Linked DNA regions of Homo sapiens: regions 2, 3 and 4 are each linked to region 1. A link is a contact called in ENCODE Hi-C or POLR2A ChIA-PET data. All regions are on one chromosome and are shown on one strand. The core of a region is the stretch at or near the end of the contact, and the rest is flanking DNA. Distances in the headings are between cores, read along the strand shown. Region 1 holds the start of BCAS3 (BCAS3 microtubule associated cell migration factor). Region 2 holds the start of MAP3K3 (mitogen-activated protein kinase kinase kinase 3). Region 3 holds the start of TANC2 (tetratricopeptide repeat, ankyrin repeat and coiled-coil containing 2). Region 4 holds the start of SEPTIN4-AS1 (SEPTIN4 antisense RNA 1).

Evidence for each region. A loop is a pair of places that touch in the nucleus more often than their neighbours do. ChIA-PET counts read pairs that join two places held with the same protein, here RNA polymerase II (POLR2A). Pooled maps may share reads with other maps.
Region 2: a map with no recorded cell type shows a loop between it and region 1 (29-fold over the local background). The contact joins the promoter of MAP3K3 here to the promoter of BCAS3 in region 1. A Hi-C loop is called at or near these places in 1 of 37 single-sample maps with no recorded cell type and 9 of 50 pooled maps. POLR2A ChIA-PET finds 5 or more read pairs at or near these places in 1 of 52 experiments (endothelial cell of umbilical vein).
Region 3: a map of CD4-positive, alpha-beta T cell shows a loop between it and region 1 (7-fold over the local background). The contact joins the promoter of TANC2 here to the promoter of BCAS3 in region 1. A Hi-C loop is called at or near these places in 2 of 168 maps with a recorded cell type or tissue (CD4-positive, alpha-beta T cell and naive thymus-derived CD4-positive, alpha-beta T cell) and 5 of 50 pooled maps.
Region 4: a loop to region 1 is called in a map of ascending aorta, with 23 times the contacts of the local background. The contact joins the promoter of SEPTIN4-AS1 here to the promoter of BCAS3 in region 1. A Hi-C loop is called at or near these places in 6 of 168 maps with a recorded cell type or tissue (B cell, CD4-positive, alpha-beta T cell, ascending aorta and 2 more), 1 of 37 single-sample maps with no recorded cell type and 16 of 50 pooled maps. POLR2A ChIA-PET finds 5 or more read pairs at or near these places in 1 of 52 experiments (CD4-positive, alpha-beta memory T cell).

The regions. Positions count from the first base shown.
Region 1 is chr17:60,675,043-60,681,942 of GRCh38, reverse strand. BCAS3 (BCAS3 microtubule associated cell migration factor) reads right to left here and starts at 4,092. Exons shown (of 24, transcript NM_017679.5): 1 at 4,029-4,092; 2 at 2,403-2,490. The coding sequence starts at 2,485. RefSeq lists enhancers at 4,051-4,200, 4,371-4,540 and a silencer at 3,959-4,712.
Region 2 is chr17:63,619,561-63,626,460 of GRCh38, reverse strand. MAP3K3 (mitogen-activated protein kinase kinase kinase 3) reads right to left here and starts at 4,044. Exons shown (of 16, transcript NM_002401.5): 1 at 3,698-4,044. The coding sequence starts at 3,701. RefSeq lists silencers at 3,294-3,343, 3,584-3,643, 3,734-4,123, 4,734-4,803.
Region 3 is chr17:62,963,384-62,970,283 of GRCh38, reverse strand. TANC2 (tetratricopeptide repeat, ankyrin repeat and coiled-coil containing 2) reads right to left here and starts at 4,049. Exons shown (of 28, transcript NM_001394998.1): 1 at 3,535-4,049. RefSeq lists a silencer at 3,973-4,162.
Region 4 is chr17:58,516,125-58,523,024 of GRCh38, reverse strand. It overlaps SEPTIN4-AS1 (SEPTIN4 antisense RNA 1), which reads right to left and starts at 3,188. Exons shown (of 5, transcript NR_110810.1): 1 at 3,048-3,188. It overlaps SEPTIN4 (septin 4), which reads left to right. Exons shown (of 14, transcript NM_001368771.2): 8 at 924-1,058; 9 at 1,172-1,289; 10 at 1,379-1,480; 11 at 1,675-1,771; 12 at 1,865-2,027; 13 at 2,183-2,282; 14 at 2,540-2,769. The coding sequence ends at 2,599. It also overlaps a transcript of MTMR4 not described here. RefSeq lists enhancers at 4,437-4,536, 3,884-4,629.

The sequences.
Region 1 (6,900 bases), core at 2,843-5,342:
ACCTGGACAACATGGAGAAACCCTGTCTCTACTAAAAAATACAAAATTAGCCAGGCATGGTGGCGCATGCCTGTAATCCCAGCTAATCGGGAGGCTGAGGCAGGAGAATCGCTTGAACCCAGGAGGCGGAGGTTGCGGTGAGCCGAGATCGTGCCATCGCACTCCAGCCTGGGCAAAAAGAGCGAAACTCCGTCTCAAAAAATATATATATATGTATACAAAAATTAGCCAGGCGTGGTGATCCACATTTGTAATCCCAGCTACTTGGGAGGCTGAGGCAAGAGAATCATTTGAACCCAGAAGGCGGAGGTTGCAGTGAGCCGAGATCATGCCACTGCACTCCAGCCTGGGCAATGGAGCGAGACTGCATCTCAAAAAAAGAAAAAAAAAAGAATAATATATATACATATAAAATATATCTATTTATTTTTCTTATTTTTTGGAAATGAAGTCTTGCTCTTGTCCCCCAGGCTGGAGTGCAGTGGTGCGATCTCAGCTCACTGCAACCTCCGCCTCCCGGGTTCAAGCGATTCTCCTGCCTCAGCCTCCCAAGTAGCTGGGATTACAGGCTATTGCCACCACCCCCAGCTAAGTTTTGTATTTTTAGTAGAGACGGGTTTTCTCCACATTGGTCAGGCTGGTCTCAAACTCCCAACCTCAGGTGATCCGCCCACCTCAGCCTCCCAAAATGCTGGGATTACAGGCATGAGCCACTGCGCCCAGACATATATTTTTTTTAAGACACAGTCTCACTCTGTCACCTAGGCTGGAGTGTAATGGCACAATCACAGCTTACCACAGCTTCAAGCTCCTGGGCCGAGGTGATCCTCCCATCTCAGCCTCCCGAGTAGCTAAGGCTCCAGGCGCCTGCCACAATGCCTGGCTAATTTTTGTATTTTTTTAAGGCATGAGGGTCTCAGGATGTTGTTCAGGCTGGTGTCAAACTCCTGGTTTCAAGCAATCCTCCCATGTCAGCCTTCAAGTATACATATCTTTGGCCAGGCACAGTGGCTCACACATGTAATTCTAGCACTTTGGGAGGCCAAGACAGGCAGATCACCTGAGGTCAGGAGTTCAAGACCAGCCTGGCCAAATGGCAAAACCCCGTCTTTGCTAAAAATACAAAATTTGGCCAGGCCTGGTGGCGCTCGCCTGTAATCCCAGCTACTTGGGAGGCCAAGGCAGGAGAATCGCTTGAATCTGGGAGACAGAGGAGGAGGTGGAGGCTGCAGCGAGCCGAGACGGCGCCACTGCACTCCAACCTGGGCAACAGAGTGAGACTCCATCTAAAAAAAAAAAAAAAGTATACATATCTTCAAACCATATTAGATTATAAACTCACTCTAGTAAGTATAGACATTCTTTGTCAAAGAATGCCAAAAACAGAGACATATACTATGACACTTACTTTGAAACTTTCTGACAGAGACCTAGACTAAGAGATTCCTTTTATAGATAACACATGGATACATAGACGGGAACACCACACACTGGTGCCTATCAGAGTTGGGTGGGAGCGGGGAGAGGGTCAGGAAAAATAACTAATGGGGACTATGCTTAATACCTGGGTGATGAAATAATCTGTACAACAAACCCCTGTGACATGAGTTTCCCTATATAACAAACCTGCACATGTACCCTTGAACTTAAAAGTTAAAAGAGATACATTTTACATCACTGTCTGGTAAATATATACATACACATGAACATATTTATGTGCATGTCATGAAACAATACAAACTCTCAGCTATATTTTCTAATTTTCTATTATATTCTATTTCATTTTCTTTCTTTTTTTTTTTTTTTTTGGAGACAGAGTCTTGCTGTGTCGCCCAGGCTAGGGTGCAGTGGCGCGATCTCAGCTCACTGCAAGTTCCACCTCCCAGGTTCACGTCATTCTCCTGACTCAGCCTCCCGAGTAGCTGGGACTACAGGGGCCACCATACCCGGCTAATTTTTTGTATTTTTAGTAGAGACAGGGTTTCACCGTTTTAGCCAGGATGGTCTCGATCTCCTGATCTCGTGATCCGCCTGCCTGGGCCTCCCAAAGTGCTGGGATTACAGGCATGAGCCACTGCGCCCGGCCTCTATTTCATTTTCTACTACAACTCCTGACCCACTAAACTGATTTAACAATCCACTAATTTGTTAAACCTGGAGTTTGAAAACACTGCTCTTCAGGATTTAGCATAGTGCTCTTCACGTACTCTGTAAATGTGCTGAATACGTCAACTTAACTCTCCAATTCTTCATTTGGTCTTGGCAATTATTATTATTCATCCCATAAAGCCAACAGTTAAAAGATTTTTACAAAAGTAACCACTGTTCATAAAGAAAACCTAAATGTTAGTATTCTGAGTAATCTTTTCTTCAGCTATTGGGTTTATCTGAAATGTGCTTACGTGACAGCCTGGGGGCGAACCACAACTCCACCAGTACAACGACTGGGTCTTCTTGGGGAATCTGTAGCCATAGCTTCATTCATAAAACCTGTTTCCAGAACAAACAAACAAACAAAAAACAGAAAAACATGGATCGTTGTTGGGGGTAGGGAGGAAGATTTATGATTACTCACTAGAGATCCCTTGTCAAAAATGCCTCAAATGTAGGAAACTTTCCCAGAAATTCCTGTTACACCAGAAAGGGAAAAAAGGAGGAAGTAGGTTTTTAATTTTTTTCAAATTATAATGAGGGGTTTGGGGGGTTATTATTATTTTTGAGATAGAGTCTCGCTCTGTCGCCCAGGCTGGAGTTCAGTGGCACGATCTCTGCTCATGGCAATCTCCGCCTCCCAGGCTCAAGCAATTCTCCTGCCTCAGCCTCCTGAGTAGCTGGGATTACAGGCGAGCGCCACCATGCCGAGCTAAATTTTATATTTTTTTGTAGCGACGGGGTTTCACCATGTTGCCAAGGCTGGTCTCGAACTCCTGAGCTCAAGCAATCCATCCGCCTTAGCCTCCCAAAGTGCTGGGATTATAGGCTTGAGCCACCGCGCCCATCCTGTTTTGTTTTTTAATAGGACCAGGTCTCAGAACCACAAAACAATGTAAGGAAGACTCCTGCTGTACCCCTTGGTCTGTTGTTAACATAAATTACAAGGGTGAGAGAACCAGATCATGGGATGGGAATTTACTGCAATTTTATGTTGAGATAGTGAAAATACACATGGTACAATATTTCAAGACCAAACGGAACAAGTGACATGATATCACTCTACCTTCCAATTAAACCTGTTGGGAATCTATGAGTAAATCACAATTTAAATCACATTCGTAACCCCCTGCTACTATAACAAATAAGTCAAGTAATTATTTGACTAGTAGCAAGTAGTCAAATAACTAACATAAACTAATACGTTGTTACAGCCCTTTACCCTTTCCCGTCACATCAGTAAATCCTGATCCTAGAATGTTTCATGACCCTCTGAATCACTGAGATTTTAAGAGCATGGAGTCGGCTTGGTTAAGGTTAAAAGAGGACTGACAGCAATATCAAAGATCTCTTACAGGGCTCAGGGAAGCCCACAACCTGGAACTCATCTTGAAGGCACCGAAAACCATTTTTAAGTAGGGAGCATTCACACCTGATGTGAAAACTCTAAACCTGTGCGCCCCACCTCCTACAACCAAAACACCCTCTGCCCCAAGGAGCAGAGCCACCACCTCCTCAGAGGATACCTGCACCTCCAGCCCCTCAGCCCTCTCATTCTCATCCCATTCTTGCTTTCTCGAACCACAGTCTCCCAAGCCCTGCCCTTTAAGGGCCCTGTCTCCTGGGGACGACCCTCGCCAGCCACTCAGGCCCCAGTCTCCTGAAAGACACTCGTACGGCGCTGCCCACTTAACCTCCAACACGGAGCCACCGCTGCCCCCGGCCGCCCTCCGGCCCCTTGCACTGTTCCCCTCCCCCTCCAGTATCGACACCTCTCTCCTGTCGAATTCCTGCCAGCCCGACCCAGTCCCCTCACGCCGCCAGTCCCTCGTCCTCCCCAAGCCTCCCCAAAGCCAAAGCCCTGCCAGCCCTCTCACCGGCCGCCCCGCCGGTTAACGCTAGTCTCCAGCTCTAGGCTCACTGTTTGGAGTCTCCCCGAGTGATTGACGGCAGCCACTTCCTACCACGCCTCAGCGGAACCACCCCCTCTAGCCAATCCCAGAAGCAAACCGGCTATGGCCGGGCACCGCCCTTGGAGGTCAGCTTCGCCAACCAGCAAGTAGGAAAGAGGCGGACCCGCCTTCTGAATGTGTCCAATCCGCTGGGGCTGGAGGGAAAACACAACAGCATGTAAGTTCGGGTGAAGCCGAGGTGTCAGGTTCGGTTGCAAACGCAGGCAGCTGGGGAATAATTACGAACATGTACATTTTTTTTGGAAGACAGAACCTTCGTGGCTTTGAAAAGAAAAGCAACATGATCCAGACTCCTGTCCCGCTCACGTGAGCGTTTCAGGTTGGAGCCGGAGGACAGGGAGACTGGTCTGTTTACATCGAATTCTCGCGACAGCTGGTTCCAAGCTCGGAGCACGTGGACATGGCAGCTGCCAATCACTTTTAGCTGGCCACTCACCCGTCCCACACCCGCCTTCTGCCCAGCCCTTGGCGATGTGTTTACCTTCCGGGAGCCTAGGCTGGCTCGCGCCGGCGATCAGCCGAGGAGGGGTTGATCTGAATAAGGGGCACGGCCGGTAATCTCAACAATTTGAGCTAGGTTTGTAGACCACTTCTTGCTTCAGTTTCCATCTCCCTTATTGTTGAAGATCGAGATCTCGCCATTGTCATTTCATCAGTTCATTTATTAATATAAGTAGAATAATACTGACTGACTTCTTGAACACTCAGCACAGGCCTTCGTATACTTCATATACAATACTCTAATGTATTATCAAATTTAATGCCAATGACAGGTCCGTGAGGGTATAGCTTATTAACAGGCGTGGTGGGCTGGGCGTGGTGGCTCACGCCTGCAATCCCAACATTTTGGGAAGCCTAGGCGGGAAGATCGCTTGAGGCCAGGAGTTCTAGAACAGCCTGGACAACATGAAGAAACCCCGTCTCTACTAAAAATAGCCAGGTGTGGTGGCCAATGCCTGTAATCCTAGCTACTGGGGAGGCTGAGGCGGAAGAATTGCTTGAACCCAGGAGGCGGAGATTGCAGTGAGCCTATAGATCACGCCATTGCCCTCCAGCACTTTAGCCTGGGTGACAGAGAGTCCCTCTCAAGACAGATAGATAGATAGATAGATAGATAGATAGATAGATAGATAGATACATACATACATACATACATACATACATACATACATACATACATAAAATTTTAAAAAATTTTAAAAAAAGAAATGAAAGAAAAGGCCGGGCACGGTGGCTCACACCTGTAATCCCAGCACTTTGGGAGGCTGAGAGGGGCAGATCACTTGAGGTCAGGAGGTCAAGACCAGCCTTGCCAACTTTGTGAAACTCTGTCTCTACTAAAAATACAAAAATCAGCGGGTTTTGATGGTGCACGCCTGTAATCCCAACTACTCAGGAGGCTGAGGCAGGAGAATCGCTTGAATCCGAGATGTGAAGGTTGCAGTGAGCCGAGATCGTGCAACTGCACTCCAGCCTCTGGGCGACAGAGCAAAACTCTCGCTCAAAAAAAAAAAAAGAAGAAGAAGAAGAAGAAGAATATATTTGGAAATATTGAAATAACTTGATAATGTGGGATTGAAATAACTTGATAATGTGGAATTGTAACATTGAAAAGGAGGCCTAGCATGACTAACTCCATTTTGCTCCTAAACTCCCCACTCCCACCCATCGGTGATATCTAAGTTAACTGCTTTTGCTTATCTCTGCACATAGACTAAGCTAACCAAGGGAGGAATTTATAGTTTAACTTTAAAGCAAGGATGATAATAGTCCCTTCCCAAAACTAACCCCCAAGGAGAAAAGGAGGGTGTACACACAAGTAACAATGTTGAGAGTTTGAGAAAGTATTGTGACCTGACCAGTAACAGAGAGGCTTCAGGCCTCGAGGAACCCTTGCTGGCGCCCAGATGTCTACGGTCATCAGTCACCCCTTGATTCAAACCCTCTCTTCTTCCCCCTGCCCTTAACACAAAAAGAGCCTGAAATGTGTACTAACTTAAGATGGTTCTTCAGGCTGGGTGTGATGGCTCACACCTCTCATCCCAGCACTTTGGGAGGCCGAAATAGGTGGATCACCTGAGATCAGGAGTTCAAGACCAGACTGACCAACATGGAGAAACCCCGTCTCTACTAAAAATACAAAAATTAGCTGGACGTGGTGGTGTGCGCCTGTAGTCCCAGCTACTCGGGAGGCTGGGACAGGAGAATCACTTAAACCCGGGAGGTGGAGGTTGCAGTGAGCCAAGATCAAGGCACTGCACTCCAGCCTGGGCGACAGAGCAAGACTCCAACTTTTTTTTTTTTTTGAGATGGAGTCTCACTGTGTCACCAGGCTGGAGTGCAGTGTCTCAATCTTGGCTCACTGCAACGTCCACCTCGCGGGTTAAAGCGATTCTTCTGCCTCGGCATCCTGAGTAGCTGGGATTACAGGCACCCGCCACCACTCCTGGCTAATTCTTTGCATTTTTAGTAGTGACGGGGTTTCACCATTTTGGCCAGGCTGGTCTTGAACTCCTGACTTCATGTTCCACCCGCCCTGGCCTCCCAAAGTGCTGGAATTACAGGCGTGAGCCACCATGCCCAGCCAAAAAGATGGTTCTTTAGTACATTATTCTGCAATTTTCCGGGTTTGCTAGCTCTCAGAAATAAAGTTACTATCCTTGCTCTAACTCCTTGACTCTTCACCCCTTGGCTGTCATGCAGTGAGCAGAACAAGTTAGGACTCGGTTACAGGATGAAGGTGAGAGGTGAAGCCAGCTGGACTTCCTGGGTAGAG
Region 2 (6,900 bases), core at 2,795-5,294, 2.9 Mb before region 1:
CACCACTACATTTTAACGTTTAGTGAAATTAACCCAAAGGACTGGAGACTATAGAATTACATGTGTCAATACCAAAACGACAGAATTGATCTCTCTCCTGTATATCTTTACACACTTTTGCACTTAATTGTTTACATGTTTCTGCTTCACCTTACCTAACTGTAACTTCTTGAGGACAGGATAACACAGGCACAGGGCTTAATACTATGCCTGGCACATAGGAGGCATTCAACAAATGGGCAAAGAATAAATTAACAGCTTCCATAGAACCAGAAAAACCTCATCTTATCCTCTGTGTATTCCCCTAAGTAATGCTCAGTTGGACAGATACTTACTTTTTACAGATGCCTAAAATTCAGCTATTTTTTGTTTGTTTTTTGTTTTAGAGACAGGGTCTCTCACTCTTGTTGCCTGGGCTGGAGTGCAGTGACACGATCATGGTTCACTGCAGCCTCAACCTCCCAGGCTCAGATGATCTTCCCACCTCGGTCTCCTGGGTAACTGGGACTATAGGGGCATGCCACTACGCCCAGCTAAGTTTGTGTGTTTTTAGTAGAGACAGGGTTTCACCATGTTGCCCAGGCTGCTCTCGAACTCCTGGGCTCAAGCGATCTACCAGTCTCAGCTTCCCAAAGTGCTGGGATTATAGGTGTAAGCCACCATGCCCAACCTAAAATTCAGTTTTAAAATCCAACTGTCATTTTTAAAAATATCAGAAATCTAGTAATGACATAGCCATGTTGATTTATTAAACTGTGATTCAAATTTCAATCAAAACAGCTGCTAACTATTCAGAGTCTACATAGGTGGTCAGATTCTAGCCAAACTGAATTGAGACTATTCTAACAGGGAGCTCCTAACAGCCTTGGAACCCTAGACAAGGTGTCTGTAAGTCACAATAATTCTGACTTCAAACCAGAACCAGATCATCTGTAATCCTGTACTCCATTCACTATAGTTTCCTGTAGCATTTCCAAGTTGTTACATATTTTTCAGTGATATATAAAGTTTCAGACTGCGTTTATAAAAAGACCACATAAACAATCTCAGGTATTATGAACAGCATTTGCCACTATGATTACTAAATCTGGAAATGAATTCTGGAGTGACCAAGAAAAAACAACCAGTCAATCCCAATTTTTTATAGCCACATAGTATCAAAGCAAAAAAAAAAATTTCCTATTATTTACAGAGATAAATAATTTCCACTAGAAATTCATTGGGGCTAACAGACAATATAAAATCTGACATGTTTTTATTAACCCAAGTTGTCAAACAGGCTTCAGTCTTGGGCTTAGAACAGCTCAGGAAAATGTGACTGTTACTTAACCAAAGAACCTGCAGGGCAGAGACTCAAGTTTTAGTCCTTTCTTCATGAGGCTGGAGTTTAACAAGTATAACTAAAATACTAAGAAGTCTATGTTTCTCTCTTATCAATCCTTTGAGTTTATTTAGAACTACAGCAACTAAAAGCAAACTAACTAAACTGGAAATTCAAATTTTCATCACCAAAATGGAAACTAGTATTTAAGAGAGAGACTGTGTGTGAATGTATCTGTGTATACATATCCTCAATGAGCTCTATACAAAGCAAATTGAACAGCCAGGTGTCAAGAAGAATTCAATATTAGCTCTAACAGTGTATCAAGGTCATCTACTTTCCCCTCACAAAAAAGATGGAGAGAATTGTATGGGGGAAAGTGAAGAAAGCTAGGGCAGTGGTTCTTAAACTAGCTTGCCTAATATACTGCAGCCACCAGGGAAGTTAATTCCTCTTGCATGTTCCTTTTACATGTGTCTTCACGTAAAACTGACAGGAGGACAACTGATGTGGGGACAAATGAGAAGATCCTGAGGTCCTGGCCCTTTTTTCTTTGGGGCTCTAGACCCAGCCTATATAGTTTCCTTCCTCCCCATCATTGGTCTCCATATACTCACACACTTATAAACTTTTTGAAAATGTCTTGAAATGTGAAAACAGGTTCATATCTATTTTCATGTTAGATAATGAGATGTAGTCAACACATGTGGGCACTCTAACTGGTGTAGCAGTCAACAAAGTAGGAAGTGGATGGTCTACATACCCTTAAGTATTTCACACTCTCCTTTGGGACTAACAGCTGCCCCCACAGGACAAGAAAAAAGACTTGTAAGAAAGACTATCACAATACAGGCTCATAAATCAATTCGAAGATTTATTCAAAATCTATAATACAAGATAAATGTTTGAATCCTGGGGTAGACAAGAATTCTGTGTCTCATCTATAAAAAAATTCAATAAACATTTCTTCAATTATATATTTAAATACCAGGCCTTACTGGGTTCCTTTTATGTCCACTCTCACAGCAGACCTTCCCTCAGAAGAGCACGCACTTCTGAAGGAAAGCATGAGAAGGAAACAGTAAGCCCAGCAAATGAACAAACCCTTCTCATACTGTATGAGGGACAGCATGAACTAGAACAAGGCAATTCATTCAAAGCCAGGGTGTAGAGATGGGTCACAAAACAATATCTGGCGAATTTGACATAGCGTACAGTTAACCTCCTACAAAAAGGACTTGACCTTGCTATAGGGCAAGGCAAACATTAAGGCTCCCTCTTCACATGGGGCACTTCACAGAAGCAACGGAACGTTTTGCAAACGATCCTCTCACTGAAGTTTACCCTTTTATTATTATTTAGGGCAATACCAAATATTTTGCAAAACTTGTGACAACAGTATCACAACACCTGTCTGGGCAGGAGAAGTAAAGAACGTTTAAAATGTTATTTCTTAGTCTAGTCCAGTAGTCATTTGCTAAACTACCAAAAAGGATATGGAATATAATTCAACTCAAATGCTACGTGCGGAAGACATTAAAAGCTTTCCTTAGATTACATCTTCACAGTAGAAATTGTAAATACTGACAAAAAGGAAGTGATTTCAGAGAAATTCTTTTGTGTAGCAAATGTTTCTTTCAAAAGTTACATAATTTCAGGGATACCGCAAGAAAAAAATAATGGATTAAACCCCTGCAACGGGATTTTTCAAAAAGTAGGATGTGAATTCTAACTGGCAGCATCCGACCAACTCCTGACCCCCAGCAATCTGCGTGCAGCACGCATTTGTCAACCGCGCGCTTGATCACAGCTCCAGTTTAATCGCCTCCTAGCCGAGCCCCGCACGCCCTCCCCCCTGCGCTGGGGCGCGCACAGGGCTGGAGAGCAAGCCCCGGGAACTCTCACAGGCCGGCCTGTGTGAGCAAAGGGAAGGAAATGACACAGGCAGGAAAAAAAAGCAAATCAAGGAAAAGACACAACAGCAGCTGGGCCTGCGGCAGCCTCCAGCCCGGGCCCCACACTGCGCTCTTGCTCCCCCGCCCTCGGGCTCGCGGTCCGGCTCGTTCGGACCAGGCTGCCCCGCGGAGCACGGGCCCTCGGTCCCGCCGCCGCTTCCCCGGGATGCGCCCGCCGCGCCGCCCAGAAGGAGGGCTGCCGAGCGGGCTCTGCCGGCCGGGCCGCCCCGCGGAGCCAGAACCCCCGCCCGGGCCGCGGCGCGCGAGCGGGGCGGGCGGCCGGCCGGCCGGCGGTCCGCAGCCCCGGGCCGGGCGGGCTGTCCATGCCTGTCAGGCGGTGGCCCAGGGTCCTCCTCCCTCAGCCTGGGGCGGGGCGTCGCGAAGCAGCGCGGGCACAGGCCGGGGCGGTGGCGACACTTACCCATGGTGGCGATGGCGGCGGCGGTGGCTAAGGTCCGTGAGTGTCACCTCCGCAGCCGGGGCTGCATGCCGGGGGCCCGGGCGGCGGGGACGGCAGCGGGCCTGGCTCCGCGCGGGGGGCGCGGGCTGCGCTCTGGGCCCCCGCCGCCTCCCCAGGCTCCGGCTCCGGCTCCGCCCGCGGCCGGGCGCTGTGGCATCGGCAGGGTGGCCCGCTACATCCCGGGCGCTCCTGGGCTCGGCCCAGCCCGGCCTCGGCGGCGCCGCTCGGCCCGCCCGCCCGCCAGTCCCTCAGACCCGCAGTCTCTCCGTCCGGCCACCGTTCTCCACCTCAGGAACGCTCCGAAAAACAAACCGCTGGTCGCGCAGCTCGCCCCCCTGTCTGTCACTCACGCCGGCCCCCACCAATCCCAGGCAGCCGCTGGGCCGTCGCACCACCCCCACCCACCTCACCAGCCAATAACAAGAAGGAAGTCGGCAGCCCCCGCCGTCCCCCTCCAACTCTCTCCCAACACCCTAACTCTCAGCGGCCAGCTAATCATCAGCACCACACGATGAACCAATCCCGCCTACTCTCACAGGATGCCAATGGGCGAAGCCAAGGCGGTTTCCGAGGGCTGTCTAGCGCCTGCCAATCATCGGGACAGCGCCCGGCTCCCTGCGCTGTTAGCCAATCACGTAGAGGCCTCTAAGCCCCCGCCTCTGCGCATCCCTCTCTGGTGCTGTCTCCCTCTCTTGGGAGAGATTGGGAGGTGTTGGTTGTTCCAATCACAGCTCCGGCGTGAGGCTCCGCCCACATTCCCACCTCCCGTCAGTCACCGAAGGCTCGGCGGGCGCGCGGGCTGGCGCAGTTCCCCGCCGGCTACTTTAGGGCTGGGGTGAGGAGTAGGCGGCTGCAGGGGGCCCTCAGGCCTTCCGCCCTCCGGGTTCTCGGAGGCCCCAGCGATCTGGGTGGTTCCAGAGGGTGGCGTCCTGCTCCTCCCCGTGCCCAGCACAGGGCGTGTAACGAGTGGGGAGGGTCTGGCCTGAGCACTTCCCGGCGCGCGGCCACCTCTGCGGCCCCATCCCCCGACTGGTCCTCCGGTCCCGACGCTGCTCTTGCCCCGGGCAGGGGCGGCCGGCCCAGCCCAGCTTTCCCTGTCTCACACCTCCAGGGCCACACCCTCTGGTCTAGGTACCTCAGACACCCGAGGCTGGGATAGTGCTGGCATGTGGGTCCCTGGAAATCTGAGTTCCGCCAGAGGTTCTTTCAGAAAATAACTTTTTTCTTATAAAAGCAACACGAGCTTTTTGTAGGAAAATTGAAAAATGCAGAAAACTATGAAAAAGAAAAGATCCCACCCCAGAGATAATCTATTTCCTACCTAGATAGGCGTTTGACAAAAATGGCTTTGTATTGTTTTGTAGTATGCTTACATTTTATTCTGTTTTCCCGTGCCACCAAATATCCTTCCAAAACAATTGTACTGATTGCATGATGTTTCAAAATTAAAGGCACCATAATTAATTTCCCCAACCTTTTCATTGTTCAACATTTTATACACTCAGATCTTCAGATTCCAAGTCCACCACAATTAATGTGGGCTCCTTTCTCCGGCCTCTGTTCCAGTGTAATATGTCAGGCTCCAGAATAATCTTCCTCAGATGTCATTGTCCACTGTCCACTAAGAACATTTAGTGGTGGCTTTGCCTTGAGTGTCAAATCCCTTAAGAATTACCTTGGGCTCTCCCCTATTTCTTTTCTTTTTCTTTTTTATTTTTCGAGATGGAGTCTCACACTGTCGTCCAGGCTGGAGTGCAGTGGCGCGATCTCGGCTCACTGCAACCTCCGTCTCCCGTGTTCAAGCAATTCTCCTGCTTCAGCCTCTCAAGTAGCTGGGATTAACAGGCGTGCGCCACCACGCCCGGCTAATTTTTGAATTTTTAGTAGAGACGGGGTTTCGCCATGTTGTCCAGGCTGGTCTCGAACTCCAGACCTCAGGTGATCCGCCAGCCTCGGCCTCCCAAAGTGCTGGGATTACAGGCGTGAGCCACTGCAAGCAGCCTCCCTTATTTCTTTACACTCATCTCCGTATATTTAATCAGCCCCCTTGTCCTGTTTTCTTTTTCTTCCAACAAGCTTAAGCCTGCCATATTCCCACTTGATTTGGTCTCTACCCAGTTTACTGGAGTTCCTTAACTATAATAATCTCTATTCTTGAAAGCGGGGATAAAGGGGAAAGAAAATTAGTATTTATCAATATAACAGGCACGTCATTGCATTTAATTTTTCCAATAACTCTAAGGTTATTATGCTAATACTGTGGGCATTTAAATGATGAAAGTGAAGCTTAGAGAGGTTAAGCACTGTGTCCAAGTAGTGGAGCCAGGATTCATACCAAGCCTGTGTGACTCCCAAAGGCCATGTTCTTGCACTAGGCCAGTGTTTCTCAACCTTTTTTTCATTATCCACCCCTGCCAGGAAAAAATTTTAATTTAAATTACTTAATTAAATTTAAATTCTCCCTAAGAAGAGAAATTAAATACTAAGGAATAAGATTTTGTCAGGTAGAGTAGAGCCTTTGTAAAAAAAATTTTCTGTAGAGTTGGGGGTGTCCCACCATTTTGCCCAAACTGGTCTCAAACTCCTGGGCTCAAGCAATCCTCCCACCTCAACTTCCCAAATTGCTGGAATTACAGGTGTGAGCTGCCATGCTCCTTTCTGTTTTCCCAATTGCTAAAGCACAGATGCTGCTCGACTTACCATGGGGCCATGTCCAGATAAACCATCAGATGAACAATCGTTAAGTAGAAAATGCATTTAATACACCTGACCTACTGAACATCATAGCTTAGCCAAGCCTATCTTAAGCGTGCTCGAACACTTAAGTTAGCCTACAGTTGGACAAAATTATCTAACACAAAGCCTATTTTATAAGAAAGTTTTGAATAGCTCATGTAATTTACCAAATACTGTACTGAAAATGAAAAACAGAATGGTTGTACTCAAAGCACAGTTTCTACTGAATTGTGTGTTGCTTTTGAACCATCATAACGCCAAAAATCATAAGCTGAGGCCGGGGCACAGTGGCTCACACCTGTAATCCCAGCACTTTGGGAGGCTGAGGCGGGTGGATCACTTGAGGTCAGGAGTTCGAGACCAGCCTGACCAACATGGTAAAACCCTATCTCTACTAAAAATAAAAAATTAGCTGGGCGTGGTAGCGC
Region 3 (6,900 bases), core at 2,800-5,299, 2.3 Mb before region 1:
TACGTAAGCATATATGCTGAATAAGTTTTAGCCATAAGCAGTAGATTATATTGAATTCCCATATCAACAAATGTATATAAAAAGGGAAGTGTTTGGTTACATGAGATATGCAATTCGCAGCACAATAAGGAAAGGTTTCTGTTGAAAAAGAATGGCAGAAGCAATTTGGCTAAGAGAAGAAAATAACTATTATAATTGTGAAAGATGATGTTCCATTTCTTAAACTGGGTAAAAGGCATGTAAGTGTTGGCTGCATTGTGAAGTCTTTATATTTTACACATTTTTATAAATACTTTGTCATATGTGGTCAATATCTTATAAAACAATGTTTAAGTGTGAGAAAAATCTGAACAAACATTTGTTGACATTAGAGGTAAAATGTACATAGGCATCTAATCCATTTGTGCTAATTATGGTAGTTTTTAATATAAATGAAAAAGAGGTCATAAAAATATGAGTAGGAAGAAAAATATTGTAATTTATCCTTAATTTCCCTACAGAAAATAAGCAGTAAAGGTTTACTGGTGCTCTTAAAAAGGCTGTGTGTGTGTGTATGAATGTGTATTTATATACACACACACACACACACACTATATTAAACTACTTGAAATTAACTTTTTACCTCTGAAGTTCCCTTCAAACCAACCACCATCACAAATATTTCCTTAACCACATAAAAAGTACTAATACTCCTCTACGCATAATCCCAGAAATAAGTTAAAAAACAAATTCCTAAAGAGAAATGTTCACACTGCAAATAACTGTATCTTTTGTATATATGCAGACTTAACATCTATGTGAGTTGTCCAGGTTTATCCACATCTATTGTACTTGCTTTATGATGGGCACATGCATTTTAATTATGCCTTGCCAATACTACCTTGAGTGAGAGGGCAATATAGCATATTGATGAGGAGCACAGGTTCTGGAGCTAGCATTCCTAAATGGAAACTTAGCTCTTCTACTTCTCAGCTATATAGTATTGGGCAAGTTATTTAACCTCTCTGTGTTTCAGATTCTCATCTGTAAAACAGAAATAACAACACATACCTCATAGGGTGTTGGAACTGATTAAAACAACGTACAACGGGACTGGCAAAGAATAGGTGCTACATAAATGTGAGCTGTTACTACTAGTACAGCTGGCCCTTGAACAACATGGGCTTAAACTGTGCTGGTCTACTCCTATGCAGATTTTTTTCAAGCAATACAGTATTCATGGGATGCAAAAACCGAGTATATTGAGGGCCGACTTTTCCCTATACATGGTTCCATACACCAACTGCGGGATTTGAGCATGCAAGGATTTTGGCATATGTGGGGGTCCTGGAACCAATCCCCTGCATACAATAAGGGAAGAATGTAGTAGTAATTGTATTGCACCCTCTTCCTGAAAGTACCAAAAACATTCTTAAGCAATCTGAATTCCTAACATCAAATGCTACCTATATTTAAAATAGACACCAAATCTGAGGCCTGATTAACAGTAAGTTTAAAGCCCTTCAACTCTGAAGAAAATAGGTGATTCACAGATCTACATAATACTCTATCAAGAACAATCTGAGAGGACTGGTTCCCCGAGCGCAACTATCAATTTCTTCCCTTACACAAGGGGGCAGTGATAACAAGAAAAGAATCGGGCTCTGTAACACCTCTTCCTACAGACAGTAGGGGGTGGCAGTACATATGGCTTACAGTCAGAACAAAACAGGAAGACCCAACAGAATTCTCTTTATTCTCCTCTGGCCCTTTCCTCTGTTCTTCAGCCCCAACAGCTTCTCAAGGTAAGGGACATATCTACAGAAAAGACTAAAACCCAAAATCAATCACCAAGGAAAATCTATTTTTGTCTTTGAAGCAAATGATCCCTCAATGGCTGAATTTGGATCTAAGGGAAAGCCAATCAGTATGAATTTTCAGATTATCTGGCAAATTACTATAATGAGAACAGCATTCACACATGTAATTTAATTTCTTTACAAGAATTATAACATAAAACATTAAAATCTCATCAATAATTAAGTACATTCTAACGAACACATTTCCATATTTCTGCTTTTGTTATATAGTATATTCACACTCATTGTATGTATACATATAAGTTACATTAAATAGATCATGGAGTTGTCTTTTGTTACTTCTGAAATTCCAGCTATGTTCTGACAATCCTCTCGAAACAGATGTTCTTAAATGGAAGTCACAATGTTTTGCAGCATGTTGGTAATTTCTTATGTATGTATAATATACATGCACATATATCTATATAGAGACATAAATAAATATCTAGATACAGAGGGGAGCAAGAGAGAGGGAGAAAGAGAATGTTTAACGTTTTATTTCGTGCTCACATCCCTAAGAGGATCTACCTGGGAAATGCTGCAAGAAGCACTCCACTGACAGTATCCATGTTGTTGCTTTTTATGCCAATTTACTGTATTCTTTTTTTTTTTTATTTCACCATCCCAACACCAAGAACATACAAGAATATTTTAGTACTGCCGTTCTCTATAATTAACCATTGTGATAGATACTGGCTCCAACCCCTCAAAATGCCTGAAAATCTATCCCTTTTGTTCACCACACTGCTTTGTTTTCCTCATTACAGATATTTTCACCTGTGTAAAAATCAGGAAAAGGGCACATACGAAAAATACTTCCCTTTGCCTAATGATCTTTAACTCATAATTATGGTCAAGACGTTTGGGGTTTTGTTTGTTTCTTTTCCTGGAGAGGAGCAGAGAAGAGAGTGAAAGACACCCGAAACACCAAATCTTCTTCCTAATGTTAATTATCATTGTTTATGTTTTGTGAAGACCATTCTAAACATTCCACACCTGGAAATGAAGACTGGATACAATTGTACCAATGCTCTACACGCTGATGGCAAAACCTGGAATTATTTTAGCCCTATTTTTTCTTTCCAATCTCACAGCCAGACACAATTTGCTTTTTTTCTTTCACGTGGTTACTTTCTCTACCTCAAAAAAAATAGCTTATCATAGCTCCTCCCGATTTCCTATGGCAAAATATCTAGCAATGAGCCTTATTAATCTTTTATTATGCTACACCTCCTTTCCCAGAGGAATTATTAATATCGCTAATAACACTTCGACCATGAATTTCAACGCCACAGAGGCCAGCCCATCCTGTGCCTTACCTGGCACATTTCGCAACTACTTTTATGCTGCATTCTGGGGGCACATTTTGCAACTCGTTCTGCACCACATTCCCTGCCACGTTTAGCAATCCGCCTCGCATCTTATCCTTGGTCCCCGTCATCCAGAGACGCTCTAGGTACCAAATTCCATGACATCTTCGGTGACAGCCAAGTGGCGACCCCACACGCCTCTGAAGCCCGCCTTGGTGTCATATTCGGAGCCAGCCTTCCCCACGCCTTGGACACCGAGGCACTTCGCTGCCCATTTCGCCGTCTCCCCGCTCGCCCCCGCCCCTCTCCCCGGAGCCGAGGCTGTGGAGGCGAACGACCCTGTCACTGAAGCGACCTTTCCTCGCCCTGCTCCCCGGGCCCCTTACCTGCCGCTCTGAGGGGCTCTCTGCACCTCCGGGTCAAGCCCCAGTCCCCGGGGTCTCCTGTGAGGACCGCGCCGCCCGCCGGCGCCGCCCGCGATTCCCGGAGCACCTCGCAGTCCTCCAACGCCCCGCGGCGAGTCTGCACCCCGGAACGGCGCGGCGGGGCCTCGCAGCCGGCGAGCGCAGCCCGCGGCGGTGCTCCTGTCAGCGGCGGCTCGGGGGCCAGCTCTCGCCCCTCGGCTCGGCTCGGCGGCGGCGGGCGCCTCGCTCCGCCTAGCGCGCGGCACAGCCGGGAGGTGAGCGCGAGGGGGATGGGAATGGGGGCGGGGCCGCCCGAAGGAGGCGCGGAGGGCGGTGGCGGCGGGAGGGCAGCGCCAGCGGCCCTAGGCCGGGCGCTCGGAGCGCTCGCAGCTTCCCCCGCCGGGCGGGCGGCTCGCGCGAGGCGGCTGTGCCAGCGGGCCCCGCCGGAGCAGCGCGCCCAGCAACCCGCGCCCCGCCGGCCGCTCGCTAGCGCCGCCGCCGCGCTGGGGGCGTCGCACCCTCTGAGGCCGCCCGCAGCCCCGCCCCCTCCGGGCTGGGGTGGGGAGGGGCGCGAGCGCGGAGGGAGCGCGCGTGCGTGGGGGCGCGTGCGTGGTGGAGCGCGCGCGCCCCCGCCCCTTCCACAGTTTGGGGGTGGGGAACGGCTGGAAGAGGGAGTGGGGACGCAGCCCTCCTCCGCGCGGAGAGACGGGGCCCTGGCTCTGGCGCTCTGGGATGTCCTGGCATTTCTCGTATCCCCGGGGGGCTCGGACTTGTGGGTGGCATTTGGAGGGGCAGCAGGGAGGACGCTCGGTAACTGACAAGGCCCTACATAGTTGGGCTCCGCCCTCAGGGGTGATGTCACTCTCGAGGTGGCTGCTGCTGTCACGTGCGCCCATTTCAGGGCCTGTCCTCCTGCTTTGATGACCGGAATGCTCTCCTAGATCTCCCCCACTTCGGTCACCTCAGGCACATATCACTCTGAGAGTCCTCGAAGCCTACAAGTGTCAGTTATTCTTTCCCGGATTCTCAGTGGTAGTTTGTAGACGACTTCAAAAGGCCACGGTTGGCTGTGGGGAGAATCAGAATGAGAAAGAAAAACAAAACAACAGTGGGGTTTGTGGGGAGACCGAGACTGTTATTTAGAATAATGGCTGAAAATTCACCAACCACAGCTTGCAAACCTGAGGTAAAGTCGTGGCGCTGCTTCTGTCACTGCCAGGTTGACTAAGAAGTAGCGTGGTTTTAAGAGCTGGTCGACAAGGGCGGGAAAGCCACCACATTAATACCTCGTCGAACGATGTTAGGTCATATTTCACCCTCCACCTAGATCTTCTTCCCCTCTACTGTTTCCCTCCTATCATAAAACAGCAAGTCGGCTGTGGGAGGTATTTGGGACATAAACATCATCGCGTGCTGCAAGATGATGCGAAGCAATCACCGTTACCAACTCTGCCCGGCTCGCCTTCCCTTCCATAAACTGAGATGACCTTTCGTGGTCATCCAACTTCTTAATCAGATGACATGATTGGAAATAGATGCGCCAAATTACATCAATCAAGGAAGCTCTGTCTGTGGCGCTTCCAAGGTAGAGAGGTTTGTTTGATAACAGCACTTTAATCTGCCCCATCCTGTAGCACTTCATCCAGGAGTTTCTTCGATTTTCAAAAATTAGTATTAATTTCAGAACAATACAAGAAACTGGATATGAACATGTCCATCCAACAGCTCTTCTTTACAGTGAATGCTTGCAAAGTCAGAGCTAGAGCAGCTTTGAATAATACAGCTAACATGGCAAGGTGAAGGGCTGACATATGGAATCTTTTGGTGTTAACTCCAGAAAGTTAGATTAATCTAATGAAAACCCATCTACCTATGGTATTAGAGGCAAGGTAGTGATTACTTACAGGGGAATTGATTGAGAGGGGACAGGAGAGAGCCTTCTGGTTTGCTGGAAATATTCAATATCTTAATGGTTACCCGGGTGTATACATATGCAAAAAGATCTGTGCACTTCATGTCAGTTTTTTAAAATCACATACACACAAAGAAGCATTACAATGTCATCATCACTGCAGTCGGAAAACCTCAGTTTGAATCTCAGTGTCACCCAACACTTACCTGCTGTGTGACCTTGAACAGGTCTCCGGACCTTCCTTTCTTCATCTGTCTAACGTGGGTGATATTAATACTTACCTCACAGATGGATGTAAAGATGAAACAAAATTTTGGAAAATACTTAGCACAAATCCTGTTACACAATAAGGACTCAGGAAACAGGAGCTATTATGTTATCCTTCTTACACTTGAATTTACCCTATTTAATTCTCCTTCGGTCTTTTTTTTTTTTTTTTTTAAGATTACTTTCTATCTAAGCCTTTCCCTGCGAGTTCCACTGAGGCTAATAACATTCCTTCTCTGAGAAATAACAAAAGGCAGTCAGGGGTGTAATGTTGGTTTTCAAACTAGTTCAGGTGGCAGTCTCTAGAAATTATGGTGCTCAACGTGGAGCATCATGAAATACAGATAGATTTAACTCTGCCATATGGAATTGACACAATTTTACAAGCACTAAATCTGGCAATTTTATGGTTATGCAAATCTCCACATAATCACATAATAAAAAAATGGGGGCTTTTTGTTGTTGTTGTTGTTCTTTTTTTTTGAGATAGAGTCTCGACCTGTCACCCAGGCTGGAGTGCAGTGGTGCCATCTCGGCTCACTGCAACCTCCGCCTCCCGAGTTCAAGCGATTTTTGTGCCTCAGCCTCCTTCCCAAGTAGCTGGGATTACAAGCACACACCACCACCCCTGGCTAATTTTTGTATTTTAGGTACAGATGGGGTTTTGCCATGTTGACCAGGCTGGTCTCGAACTCTTGACCTCATGTGATCCACCCAACTTGGCCTCCAAAAGTGCCAGGATTACAGGCGTGAACCACTGTGTCCAGCCAAAAAATAATGTGTTTTTAAGAAATAATATGTCTGTGTTTTTCTCTTTAAATTTATTTGCAACTTTTTTACAAGGTAGGAAGTACCAAAAAATTAATAATAATTCACAAAATGAAAACCTTTAAACCCATTTTTCCTGGAAATTAGAAAAACACTGTAATTGTTCAATTTTAGCAACAGAGCTCTTTATTGGATTTACCCACAGTAAGATCTGATAGCTGTAACCCACATGGTCCCCTGCGCTGATAAAGTGAGTAACTCTGACTCACTGTCCTCACCATACTTCCAAAGATCAGTCACCACTTCTTTTAGCCAACCTTTCCCAAATCCCATTTTCATGTGGGCAGTGTCCAGGAATGAACTCACTGCTTCGCTCTTTTGATCATCCACCATCCTTCTAT
Region 4 (6,900 bases), core at 1,939-4,438, 2.2 Mb after region 1:
CATAATGCATAATGTCCACCTGTCAGGGCAGTGAGGATTAAACAAGATAATAGAAGAGCAAAGGATATGAAAATTGAGGTTCTTGGGGAAATTTATTTATTTATTTGTTTTGCTTTGTAGTGAAGAGAAGGGGAGAGCAGTGTGTATTGGTATAGTCAAAGGAGACTTCGTGGAAGAGATGGTTCTTAGGGCCTTGAAGGATGGAGTGGGTTTGGAGAGGTAGAGGAAAGGGTAGAAACACATGAGCAAAGAGGCTCTGAGGTTACACTGGAAACCTGACTTAGGGTTTCCCTGGCTTCCAGTTGGTATTTGCCTGCAGCCACCTTGCTATTCTTTTTTTCTTCTTCTTCTTCTTTTTTTTTTTTTTTTTGTGACAGTCTGGCTCCATCACCCAGGCTGGAGTGGTATGATCTTGGCTCACTGCAACCTCTGCCTCCTGGGTTCAAGTGATTCTCCTGCCTCGGACTCCTGAGTAGCTGGGACTACTCAGGTGCACACCACCACGCCCAGCTAATTTTTGTATTTTTAGTGGAGACAGGGTTTCACCATGTTGGTCAGGGTGGTCTCAAACTCCTGACCTTAAGTGATCCACCCGCCTCGGCCTCCCAAAGTGTTGGGATTACAGGGGTAAGCCACCGTGCCCAGCCTATTCTTACTGCTTTGTTTGATCACCTGGGCCCTTTCCCTCTCATCAAGCTAGTATTTATTAAACTTGCCTGAGTACTCAGTCTAATTTTGTATCAGGACATGTGAGATACACCCCACCCCATTCAGGAATTTCTCTAAAGATTTAGTAAAGCAAGCCAGGGAATAACAGTGTCTTAAAAACACTGCTCAGGGAGTGGGCTACTTCTCTGTAGTCCCAGAGCTCACTAGGTGGCTCCCACTCTCACAGTTTCTCTGCTTGTCTGTCCCTGCCCCAGCTGGAAGCCTGTGGCAGAATACATTGATCAGCAGTTTGAGCAGTATTTCCGAGACGAGAGTGGCCTGAACCGAAAGAACATCCAAGACAACAGGGTGCACTGCTGCCTGTACTTCATCTCACCCTTCGGCCATGGGTATGGTCCAAGCCTGAGGCTCCTGGCACCACCGGGTGCTGTCAAGGGAACAGGCCAAGAGCACCAGGGGCAGGGCTGCCACTAGCAGGTGGTCACAGGTTCCTGTTCCCCAGGCTCCGGCCATTGGATGTTGAATTCATGAAGGCCCTGCATCAGCGGGTCAACATCGTGCCTATCCTGGCTAAGGCAGACACACTGACACCTCCCGAAGTGGACCACAAGAAACGCAAAGTGAGGGAAGCTGGTGGTGGGAGGGGATCAGGTGGGCTTCTAGAAAGGATGTGGTCCCCAGAACTGTGGGCCCCTCATCTGTTTGTCAGATCCGGGAGGAGATTGAGCATTTTGGAATCAAGATCTATCAATTCCCAGACTGTGACTCTGATGAGGATGAGGACTTCAAATTGCAGGACCAAGCCCTAAAGGTGGGGCCACTCTAGGGCATCCCATTCCTATCTTATTTCTTCCGGGTAGAAAAAGGGAGTAGAATTCTATATTCAGGCTATCAGGGTGGGAAAGGACCCTGGCTTCCTAGAATGAAGCAGAGAAGATGACGATACAGGTGGAAAGAAAGAGGTGAGAACAGAGGGTGCTGACAGGCACCCCTAACCTCTTCCAGGAAAGCATCCCATTTGCAGTAATTGGCAGCAACACTGTAGTAGAGGCCAGAGGGCGGCGAGTTCGGGGTCGACTCTACCCCTGGGGCATCGTGGAAGGTAAAGCACTGAGCCTGTGACCAGGGTATCTCCTTGCCCTCAGTGGCTCTCCCCTACCTATGCCTCTGGCTGACCCCTAGCCTTGCTATGCAGTGGAAAACCCAGGGCACTGCGACTTTGTGAAGCTGAGGACAATGCTGGTACGTACCCACATGCAGGACCTGAAGGATGTGACACGGGAGACACATTATGAGAACTACCGGGCACAGTGCATCCAGAGCATGACCCGCCTGGTGGTGAAGGAACGGAATCGCAAGTATGACCAGAAGCCAGGACAAAGCTGGCAGGGGGAGATCCCAAGCCTAGCCTTGGGTGAGACCAAGCCCTACTTTTGTTCTTCTATAGGCCCTGGGCTCAATCTAAGCGGGTGCTGGGGTCCTCCTCGCCTTATCAACCCTTTTCTCCCTTTAGCAAACTGACTCGGGAAAGTGGTACCGACTTCCCCATCCCTGCTGTCCCACCAGGGACAGATCCAGAAACTGAGAAGCTTATCCGAGAGAAAGATGAGGAGGTGAGAGCAGTATGGGGTATAGGGGAGGTCTCCTGTTTGATCACCAACGTTGGTATCTCTTTGTTTGGTAATAGAAAGATCCCTGGCTCTGGTGCATATTTGGGTCCTGGATAGGTCAATAGGTGGTTCTGTCCAGAGTCTCCATCACACCTCACGGCTACCAAGGTTCTGGCTTAAGGGATTAGAAATTTGGGGCACTTTCCCAATACTAAAGGACTCTCCAAAAGTCCCCATTTTGATGCCTGTGCCTATTCCAGCTGCGGCGGATGCAGGAGATGCTACACAAAATACAAAAACAGATGAAGGAGAACTATTAACTGGCTTTCAGCCCTGGATATTTAAATCTCCTCCTCTTCTTCCTGTCCATGCCGGCCCCTCCCAGCACCAGCTCTGCTCAGGCCCCTTCAGCTACTGCCACTTCGCCTTACATCCCTGCTGACTGCCCAGAGACTCAGAGGAAATAAAGTTTAATAAATCTGTAGGTGGCTTCTGGTGTCCCTGTGTGTATTTTTATGACCTGGAGATCAAGATCCTGGGACCCAGTTTTGAAAGGCTAATGGTAGAAGATGTTGGTTTCTGGCTTTTAGTAGGGAAGGGAGAGTGGGGAAAACTTTCCACTTCCTTTCCCCTTCTAAGTCCCTGCTTAGAATCCAGCCTGGCTTCTCCATCTTGACGATCATATCTATCATGCCTCTGTTATCTGGGGTCTGGGTCTCTCTCCATCTTTCACACATACAGTACCTTTGGTAATAAAAAGATTCCTACCTGTGGTGCATATTTGGGTCCTGGATAGGTCAACAGGTGGTTCTGTCCAGAGTCTCCCATCACACCTCAGGGCTACCAAGGTCCTGGCTTAAGGGATTAGAAATTTGGGGCACTTCTCCTGGCTAAGGAGAAAGTGAAACCCTGTCTCTACTAAAAATACAAAATAGCCGGGCGTGGTGGCGGGCGCCTGTAGTCCCAGCTACTCGGGAGGCTGAGGCAGGAGAATGGCTGAACCCGGGAGGCGGAGCTTGAAGTGAGCTGAGATGGCGCCACTGCACTCCAGCCTGGGTGACAGGGCGAGACTCCGTCTCAAAAAAAAAAAAGAAAAATAAAAAGAAAAAGAAATTTGGGGCACTTCCCCAATATTAAAGGACTGTCCAAAAGTCCCCCCTGCCCTTTTTTTTTTTGAGGCGGAGTCTCGCTCTGTCGCCCAGGCTGGAGTGCAACGGCGCTATCTCGGCTCACTGCAAGCTCCGTAGCTGGGACTACAAGACTCCGTAGCTGGGACTACAGGCGCCCGCCACCACGCCCGACTAATTTTTTGTATTTTTAGTAGAGACGGGGTTTCACCGTGTTAGCCAGGATGACCTCGATCTCCTGACCTTGAGATCCGCCCGCCTCGGCCCCCCAAGGTGCTGGGATTACAGGCATGAGCCACCGCGCCCGGCCCAAAAGGCCCCATTTTGATGCCTGTGCGTATTCCAGCTGCGGCGGACGCAGTTTTGTATTTGATACCTGCCCTTGGGAAAACACAAGGTATTAACTGCGTGCAACCTCCTGACTTTCTGTTTCCCCTGATCTGGGAAAAGGGATAGGCAGGTTAAGCTCTACACTGTAGAAAGCCTGTGATAGAGCTTTGAACAAATGCTGCAGCCATTGTAATCACCAAACACTATAGTAAGTGCTGGGAATGAATAAAAACACAATCACCGTCCTACAGGAGTTCAGTATTTAATTAAAAAATTTACAGCATCTGCTAGATTGCAGGCTGTTCTAGACCCTGGAGTTCAAGTAGTGCAAAGTTCCTGTCTTCCTGGAACTTACCAACAGTACTGGAGTTTCAACGTTCTATAAACAAAGATGGGTGAGGACATTAGCCCCGGGCTAATTAAAGCGCTCAGGCCCGCTCCAGACCTGAGAATATCAGCTGAATCTGAATCAACTGTTCTCCATTTCTGTCGGTTGGTGGTATCGCGGGGCCACGGCGACCTCCAGCGGCCACCCTCCGTCTTGTGGTCTGTTCTGGGTCCCCGGGAAGGAAAGGGAGGGGCGATAAGCCGGGTCCTTGGGAGCGTCCTGGTCTCCCTTCGCTTTACAGACTAGGAGGCCGCAGCTAGCTGGCAGTCTCAGATCCAGGTTTCCCATCTCTGGGATGAGAGGAGAGTTCTTCACTCAGGACTGCCAGCGCAATGCAGGTCGTGAAGAACTGCAGGGTCGTTTATCGATACAAAGTGAGTGTTGGAGGAACCCATCAAGACACAGGAAGGGGGAAATCCTAGCGCCGCCAGTCGGAGATGACCAAGACTGAACCTCAGGCCCAGCCCTCCCTTCTCTCTTAGCCTGCAGGTTTTTCTCCTATTCTGGCGTTGGGACCGGATGACAGCTGCGAAACCAAAACGGGAATGGATAAACTGAGGTGCCACTGGGGACCTGTTTCAGAAGTACCTCCTGGGCGGGGCCATCACCGGAAGTGGCTTTAGGCATGTAACCTACAATGCCCGCCTCTAATTGCGCTACCAGTAGGCGACGAGCCGCCTCCACTTCCGGTCCCCAGAGCAGTGGCCAGCAGCCCCCTCTTTACTGCTCTCCTATTGGCTGCCGCAAGGACGCGCTGTGATTTCCCATTGGTCGCGTCTCCCCTCCGGCGCCGCGCCTCCTTCCTCCAGGTATAGTCTCGTCTTTAGGCATCCGATTGGCTAAAGGCTGGGAGGGCGTTTGCCCGACTCGACCAATGAGTGGGGTCGAGAGTGAGGGCGGTGGCTGCGTGATGGGGGCAGGGCGGGACTTGGCGTGGCCATTGGCCAGGGCGGGTACAGGCTAGAGATATGATTGGTTCAGGAGAGGGGCACTGTGGTGGGGTCGGGACTGCGCGGCCTCAGCAGCTGCGGGAGACGGAAGTGGCAAGAGCGCGGCCTCAGAGGGTCGGGCGGACGCCGCCTGGGTGAGTCACCGTGCCCCCTGCACTGCAAGCCTGGGAACCGCAACGACCGCGTCTTGCCCGGCTCCGCCCTGGCCCCCACCGGCTTTCCTGAGTCCCGCCTTCTGTCATTTGGGGCTCCGCCTCCCAGTCTTTAGGCTCCGCCCCTAGAACCTGGGCACCTGGGCTCCCCTGCCAACCTGGCCCGCCCCCTGGGACCAGATCCCCTAGGTCTGAAAACCCTGGGCCTCCCAGGCCTGATCCTTGTCCCTCCTTCCCTCCCTTCCTTCCCTGGGGCTGCTGCCAGTGGGCGGTGAGGCAGCACCTCTGGCTTGCCTCTTGCCGGTTCCCCCATGAGGGAGAATGGCCTAGGGAAGAGGATACTGTGAACAGGGAGGTGGGCAGTACCACAGATGGAGGCTTTTATCCCCGCAGCCTCCCGCAGGGCTCTGCTGCACTGCCTGAGGAAAGCAGGCATGAAGGAAAGTGTCAGTGAAACCTAGGCCTGGCTCCCTAAGTGAGCCTAGGAGGCCCTATCCTGAAATCCCTGTTACTTGGGCTCATTGGACAGATGCTGACTCCAAGGCCTGGATTGGCCTGATTCTGTCCCTGTTGTGTGGCCTCCTCTCCATAACCTCCACCCCACTTGGTGTCAAATACACTCAGGAGGACCTGTGCAGCCCTGCTGCCCTCTGATCACAGGTTGTGGTCCCCTCCCTCTTGTCCCACTCTGGACTCTGCCCCCAGTAAACAGGTCAGGTGGGTACTACTCCCAGACTCAGAGACTGGCAAAACATTCCTGTGGATTCATGCTCCTTCAACTACTGCCACTTCACCCCAAGAGTCAGGGCCTAAAATGAGCCCCAGTTGGGCAGCCTGTGTCTCTTCATAGTTGGCAGTTCTGCTCCCTGAGAAAGAAGTGTTCTCCCTCTGCGTCTGGAAATCAGGACTCCTGAATTCTGCTGAATAATCTTGGATGACACTCATTCCTGTTTCAGAACTTCGTGGCTGACTTCATGCCCTGCAGGATCACTTGTTGCTTTCTCCTCATGTAGCTCCCATTGCCTCTCTCTGGCATGGTGACTTGTGGAGAGACTGGAGTCTCTGTGAGGGAGAAGAATAAGAGTTGTAGAGAAGGTCAGGGGTAGATGTGTGTCATTTGTTGATTCTATGGTAATGTTAATGGGGTCCTTTACTTTTATGTTCCTCTGTCTCCTTACAGTGAGAAGCAGGCAGCCAGTACCCTTGCCACGGTAGAATGGTGAGTACCCTGTCTTTCCTCAGGCCATTGTGTTTTCTGTAATCCATGTGTCTTTCTCTGTGAAGCTGCCCCACCTGTCCTAGACCTTGAGCTCCAGGCTACCCTGTTCAGCTCCTAAACATGTTCATCTGCCCTGGAGATAAATTAGGGTTTCTTTAGATTGCAAAACATCAGCCAGTATACAGCACTGGGACTGGAAGCTTCTAGAAATCATTTTCTGCATGTGCTAGGCCCCACACTTTCCTCCTACTCCCTACCCACCACTGGTTCTATTAACCCTTCATAACAGCCCTCTTCTTGCTTTTCTTGGGTCCCCGGTAGAATCTCTGTGTTCTGGTCTGAAAAGCTGGGCCTTCTTTATCTCAAGATCTTTGGACTTCTGGTGGGTCCTTTGAATATTGTGGATGCTATATCAGGAGTGACTCCACCAAAACTGTGGGGCTTCTCTAGTTCCA